Linked DNA regions of Homo sapiens: region 1 is linked to region 2. A link is a contact called in ENCODE POLR2A ChIA-PET data. All regions are on one chromosome and are shown on one strand. Each heading gives the region's core, a stretch centred on a gene start or an enhancer-like site at or near the end of the contact. The rest is flanking DNA. Distances are from core to core; before and after follow the strand shown. Region 1 holds the start of SNAP23 (synaptosome associated protein 23). Region 2 overlaps CAPN3 (calpain 3).

Evidence for each region. ChIA-PET counts read pairs that join two places held with the same protein, here RNA polymerase II (POLR2A).
Region 1: POLR2A ChIA-PET joins it to region 2 with 12 read pairs in HepG2. The contact joins the promoter of SNAP23 here to the enhancer-like site in region 2. POLR2A ChIA-PET finds 5 or more read pairs at or near these places in 4 of 52 experiments (HepG2, IMR-90, Panc1 and 1 more).

What each region holds. Positions count from the first base shown.
Region 1 is chr15:42,494,156-42,497,384 of GRCh38, reverse strand. It overlaps SNAP23 (synaptosome associated protein 23), which reads right to left and starts at 1,751. Exons shown (of 8, transcript NM_003825.4): 1 at 1,672-1,751. RefSeq lists enhancers at 991-1,534, 1,535-2,078.
Region 2 is chr15:42,390,740-42,394,082 of GRCh38, reverse strand. It overlaps CAPN3 (calpain 3), which reads right to left. Exons shown (of 24, transcript NM_000070.3): 7 at 1,361-1,444. Among named protein-coding and RNA genes, the nearest start is that of CAPN3, 33 kb to the right of the region's middle. Within about 2 kb of position 1,407, at least 3 of the 41 ENCODE cell types and tissues checked have a DNase peak (open chromatin) inside an H3K27ac peak, as active enhancers do.

The DNA of each region.
Region 1 (3,229 bases), core at 502-3,001, 100 kb before region 2:
ATACAAAAATTAGCCAGGCCTGGTGGCAGGTGCCTGTAATCCCAGCTACTTGGGACGTTGAGGCAGAAGAATTGCTTGACCCTGGGAGGCGGAGGTCGCAGTGAGCCAAGATCGCGCCACTGCACTCCAGCCTGAGCGACAGAGCAAGACCCCATCTCAAAAAAAAAAAAAAAAAAAAAATTAGCCAGGTTTGGTGGCACACATTTGTAGTCTCAGCTACTCAGGAGTGTGAGGGAGGAGAATCGCTTGAAGTGTTGGAGGTTGTAGTAAGCCAAGATCGCGCCACTGCACTCCAGCCTGGGTGACAGAGTGTGAGACTCCATCTCAAAAAAAAAAAAAAAGAAAGAAAGAAAGAAAGGGGCCAGGGGCAGAATGATACAGTTTGGCTATTCATAATCTCATCTCGAATCTGGTGAGAGGTGATTGGATTATGGGGGTGGTTTCCCCCATGCTGTTCTCATGATACTGGTTTTATAAGGGGCTTTTTCCCCTTCACTGTCTCTCTCCTGCCATCCTGTGAAGAAGGTGCTTGGCTTCTCCTTTGCTTTCCACCATGATTATAAGTTTCCTGAGGCCTCCCCAGCCATGCAGAACTGAGAGTCAATTAAACTTCCTTCCTTTATAAATTACCCAGTCTCGAGTATTTCTTTTGCTTTTTGTTTTTTTTTGAGTTGGAGCCTGACTCTGTCTCCCAGGCTGAAGCTCAGTGGCACGATCTCGGTTCACTGCAACCTCTGTTTCCCAGGTTCAAGTGATTCTCCTGCCTCAGCCTCCGGAGTAGCTGGGATTACAAGCATATACCACCACGCCTGGCTAATTTTTGTATTTTTAGTAGAGATGGGATTTCATCATGTTGGCCAGGCTGGTCTCGAACTCCTGATCTCATATGATCCTCTCTCCTCGACCTCCCAAAGTGCTGGGATTACAGGCGTTAGCCACCAAGCCCGGCCTTGGGTACTTCTTTATAGCAGTGTGAGAACGCACTAATACAGACCCCATTCCAGGAGATGACAAATAGCAAAAGGCAAAATGATACTCCCTTCTTGACTTTTTTTTCCTCTCCCACTTTTATGTCTTTACGTTTCCTCCTACCATCAACTGCCTTTCCTAACATTGTGGTGACTGATTAAAGAAGAAAAAAAGGACGAGATGAAACTACACTTTACAGTACTTTTTCCCCCCACCACTCCAATCCCGAATTGTGAAATTCATTCTTTTCCTGATCCTCTAATTTGTGCAGTAATGCCGCGAGGTAAGGCTGAACCTTTCTAGAGAGCAAGGGCTATCCAATACCAGGAACCTCAGAGTCCTTCCTCAAGCCATTATCTCAGAGCTATCTGATCACTGTGGTCACCATACAGGCAGTCTATTAATGTCAACTACAGCAACACAGTAAGGGTGAGGGGCGGAAAGTGATCTCTGTTTAATTTCGAGGAAGGGTCCAGAGAATTACCATCCAGCTACCCTTCCTCCACTGGTCCCTCGATGTTCTCCCGGCACCTCCCGTCCTCTCTCCGGGCCCATCTGCCGAGTAAGGGCCAGAGAGCCCCCTCCTCCGCTTAAGCCCGACCCCACCAACTTTTCAACCAATACGATACACTCTTTCTTCTCAGGACATAGTCTCAGACTTCATCCCGGCCAGCTCCCTCCGTCCCACTCCTGGAGACTCACCAAGCGGGCGAGGCCACTCCTCTCCGGCGGCAACTCGGACACCCCAACACCGGACCTGGCGCTGCACCCTAGTCGCGCCTGCGCGCGCCGAGCCCGCGCGCCTGCTCACTTCCCGTTCGCCGCGGACACAGACACACCCCTGCAGCTGGAGCCAATCACGGTGCTGGGGGTTTAAATGTCCCTGCCACGCAGACGGAGAGTCTGGGAATTCACTAGTTAACCGGATAGATTTCAGTCCTGCCCGAAGCTGGGAGGTGTTCATGCAATAAACATTTACTGAGGGCAAACCGTATGCCAGGCACTGTGCTGGATGAACGCTGAAGAAAAGAAAGCGAATACAGTGCTTTCCCTGCTCTTCATCGCCTTTCAATATGTCTAGACTAAGATATAGATATGTAAACAAATTATAGTGGATAGAATACAGTGCATAGCACATAGAAAATTTGAGGCGCCTTTGGCTGATAATGAACAAAGCGTTTTATTCTTAGGGGTGTCTGGAAGGGTTCCCGGAGGAAGTGACTTGAGTCATGAAGGATAAGTAGGAGTTCCCCCGGAAATCCGGCAGAGAAAGAGCTAGAGTTTTCCAGGCTCTGGGGAACAGCTTATGTCGAGAACAGCATAACGCCTTCTGGAAATTTCTAGTAGTTCATCCTTGTTAGAGGCTTAGTGCTAATCGTACATCCCCGAGTGTAGAGGAAAGAAAGCTTTAGAAGGCCAACAATCGCTAGATCTTGGAAGGCCTTGGAATTTTAGACCACTTTGTACTAGGGGCACTGAAAGCTATTGAAGAGTTTTAAGCAGATGGAGGATTATTGTAAACTATTTGCTGCAGGAACCCCTCCATGCACCTCTAAGAATAAAATAAACTGCTGGAAATCAAGAAAAGAAAGTGCTTCACCAGGCACAGTGGCTCACGCCTGTAATCAATCCCAGCACTTTGGGAGGCTGAAGCGGGCAGATCACGAGGTCAGGAGTTCCAGACCAGCCTGGCCAACATAGAGAAACCCCATCTCTACTAAAAATACAAAAAATTAGCCGGGCATGGTGGCAGGCGCCTGTAATCCCAGCTAGTCGGGAGGCTGAGGCAGGAGAATCGCTTGAACCTGGGAGGCGGAGGTTGCAGTGGGCCAAGATCATGCCATTGCACTCCAGGCTGGGCAACGAGAGTGAAATTCCGTCCCCCCTACAAAAAAAAAAAAAAAAGAAAGAAAAAATAGCTGGGTGTGGTGGCGGGTGTCTGTAATCCCAGCTACATTACTATCATAATGTCTATCACTGGCGACAGTGCCAGACTCCATCTCAAAAAAAAAAAAAAAAAGTGCTTCAAGGAGTAAGTAGTCTATTCCTAAGGGATCAAGGAAGATGAAGCCTGAGAAATGTTTTTTTTAATTTCATAACACAGAGGTCACTGATTATCTCAGTGAAAGCTGTTTGTTGGAATGCTGGGGTTGAAAAAAACAACTTAGTAGTTTGGAGGTGGGGGAGATGTAGAGATGGGGACAAGTTGTAGAATGCTTTTGGAAAGTTTGGCCTTGACAGGGAGGAAGGAGGGAGAATG
Region 2 (3,343 bases), core at 158-2,657:
TCAGACCTTTCCTCCTGAGTCTGCCTAACTTAGGGCTTGGCCATCTCCTCTCTATCTTCTAAGAGGCAATTTTCTCAGGAACATCCTGCCGTTATGAGCTTCGGGGGAGGAGGTGAGGCATAAACAGTAGGGCCCTGCTAACACATATAAATTAGGTGTCTTCATATAAATTAGAAAAAAGGCCCCTGCTGGCCAGGCGTGGTGGCTCACGCCTGTAATCCCAGCACTTTGAGAGGCCGAGGTGGGCGGATCACGAGGTCAGGAGTTCGAGACCAGCCTGATCAACATGGAGAAACCCCCATCTCTACTAAAAATACAAAAATTAGCTGGGCATGGTGACACGCGCCTGTAATCCCAGCTACTCAGGAGGCTGAGGCAGGAAAATCGCTTGAATCCAGGAGGCGGACATTGCAGTGAGCCGAGACTGTGCCACTACACTCCAGCCTGGGCAACAGAGTGAGACTCCGTCTCAAAAAAAAAAAAAAAAGAAAGAAAGAAAGACAAAAGGCCCCTGCTGACTGAGGAACTACAAACAAGCAGACTCCCTCCAGTCTGCTGCAATGGGTGATGCAGGCAACTGCCCCTCTCAGCCCATCCCTCTGTACAGGGCACAACCTGCCCAACTGTGTGCAACAGGTCTTACAACGTTCCTGTCTCAGACATGGTCCAGGAAAACCCAGAAGTCCCAGAAGGAGCAAAACAGAACAGTCAGCCTCTCGTATCCATGGCTTTGGCATATAACCAATTGTGGATCAAAAATATTCAAAAAAAGAAAAAATAATAATACAACAACAGAAAATAATACCAAAAAAACCCAATGCAGTGCAATAACTATTTACATAGCATTTCCATTGTGTTAGGTATCGTAAGTAATCCAGAGATGACTTAAAGTATATGGGAGGATGTGCATAGGTTATATGCAAATACTACTCCATTTTACAGAAGGGACTTGAGCATCTGCAGATTTTGTTACTGTTGGGGCTTCTGGAACCAGTCCCCGTGGCTACCCAGAGACAACTGTAGCTATCTGAACACGAGAGAACAGGAAGCTCAAGAACACATGAAACCAACTTTGTAAAAGCAAAGTTAAGTGATATTTCAATTTGTTCATTGGAAATGTTGGAAAAATTGCCATCTTTAGCACGAAAAGCAAAGATAAACTGTGCACCAACTGTGGCAGGATCCACCTCTACCAGTTTCACAGGCCCCTCTGCTCCCAGGCGTGGCTTGGACCTTGAACTGAATGTCCTGATTGGAGGCAAGCTCTGCAGACAGGGAAGGGGCCCCAACAGCTAAGTCCTGACTTCATGAGGTTAACCCAGGAGGGTGCCCTTGCCCCACCAAGCCCCACCAGGCTTACCTCATCCAGCCCCGTGACAGAGTAGGCGTGACCTCTGACCAGCCCGCAGGCCATTCTTGTCTCATACTGAACCGGAATGATTGTCTGTAGAGCAGTAACCAGAGAACCCATTAGGGGCGGGGGAACAGAAGTTCTGCTGCTTGGAGGCAAAGTTCATACTAGTTCATTTTCCGGGCTCTGTGAAGACACAGACCACTCTGCTCCCTGAAAGTGTGCCTCACGACCACGAACGGACCTTCAGTGGCCCTTTAAGAGTGCCAAGAGACACAGCTCCAGACAGGCTGGTCTCCCTGAGAAGGCTCTGTCCTGACCATCAGAGAGCAATGTGGATGCTGGGATGTGGGGTGGGTAACAGTGTCCTGCCCCTCCTTTCTGGACCCCTTAGTATCCTTCAAAGGAGGAAGGGGTAGAGTTGGAGGCTGCCCTGGGCTTCAGGATCCCCCTTCCCCTGAAGCCATCCAGGGTTGACTATTCCTGGAAGAGAAAGAGGTTGAGAAAAGGGGTTAAGTGACACATGTAAGTCTAGCTTTTTCTTTTTTTCTTTCTTTTTTGTTTTTTGAGACAGAGTCTTGCTGTGTCGCCCAGGCTGGAGTGCAGTGGCGCGATCTCGGCTCACTGCAACCTCTGCCTCCCGTGTTCCAGCGATTCTCCTGCCTCAGCCTCCCGAGTAGCTGGGATTACAGGCACGTGCCACCATGCTCAGCTAATTTTTTGTATTTTTAGTAGAAACGGGGTTTCACCATGTTAGCCAGGCTGGTCTCGAACTCCTGACCTCAGGTGATCCACCCGCCTCAGCCTCCCAAAGTGCTGGGATTACAGGCATGAGCCACTGCGCCTGGCCAAGTCTAGCCTTCTTTACATCCCCTCACCTCCTCCACACCCACCTGGAACATAATATTCAAGAAATCAAGAGTCCCAGTGCCCAGGGAGAGAATTCTAAGAAAGCCCGAGGAGATCCCTGCTCAGACATGACCGTGCCTAAGGAGTAGCTCTTCCATTTGCAGAAATTTCCAAGTTGCAGCCATGGGGGATCCTTGGCAGAAGGGCAGGATCACTAAAGTCCCATGAGCCCTGGATAGGCTCTCTATGGCTTCCATGTGCCTACTAACGTAACAGCTTTAAAAGGAGCTTCCCGGAGCCTTGCTAGGCCGCGGAATTCCTAGAGCTGTTTTCAGGGCGAGGGGTATGGGTGGAGCCAGGGCTTTTGGTATCTCAGCCTCTCCCAGATCTCAGTCTCTTCCAGATCTCAGTCCTCATGATCCAGATCATGCTGAATAGACTGGGAGGGGGCGGGAGACTCATTAATCCTTAGTTCTAGACCTAGGAAGCTGCTTGAAATGACTCTTCTGTCATTACCTAAGCATATCATTCAACCCAGCAATTCTACTGCTGGGAATCTGTCCTATGGAAGTCACCATGGATGTATACAAAGATGTATCTATTGGGATGTTCGTTATAGCATTTTAGAATAGTAGCAAAACAAAACAAAACAAAGAAAAAAAAGAACTCAACTTTCCAATAATAGGGTATTGGGTAAATAAATTATAACATATCTGTGTGTTTGAATATTGTGTAGCTATTAAAAAATGTTACAGGAGAATACTTTGGGCACATTAAGAATATCAAACTAGGCCGGGTGTGGTGGCTTACACCTGTAATCCCAGCACTTTGGGAGGCTGAGGCAGGTGGATCACTTGAGGTCAGGAGTTCAAGACCATTCCAGCCAACATGGTGAAACCCCGTCTCTACTAAAAAATACAAAAATTAGCCATGTGTGGTGGTGTGTGCCTGTAATCCCAGCTATGTCGGGAGGCTGAGGCAGGAGAATTAGTTTAACTTTGGAGGCAGAGGTTGCAGTGAGCCGAGATGGCACCACTGTGCTCCAGCCTAGGGAATAGAGCAAGACTTGGTTTCCAAAAAAAAAAAAAAAAACAAAAAAACAAAAAAAACTAACTGAAAAAAGCAGGCTGCAAAGAGGTACAT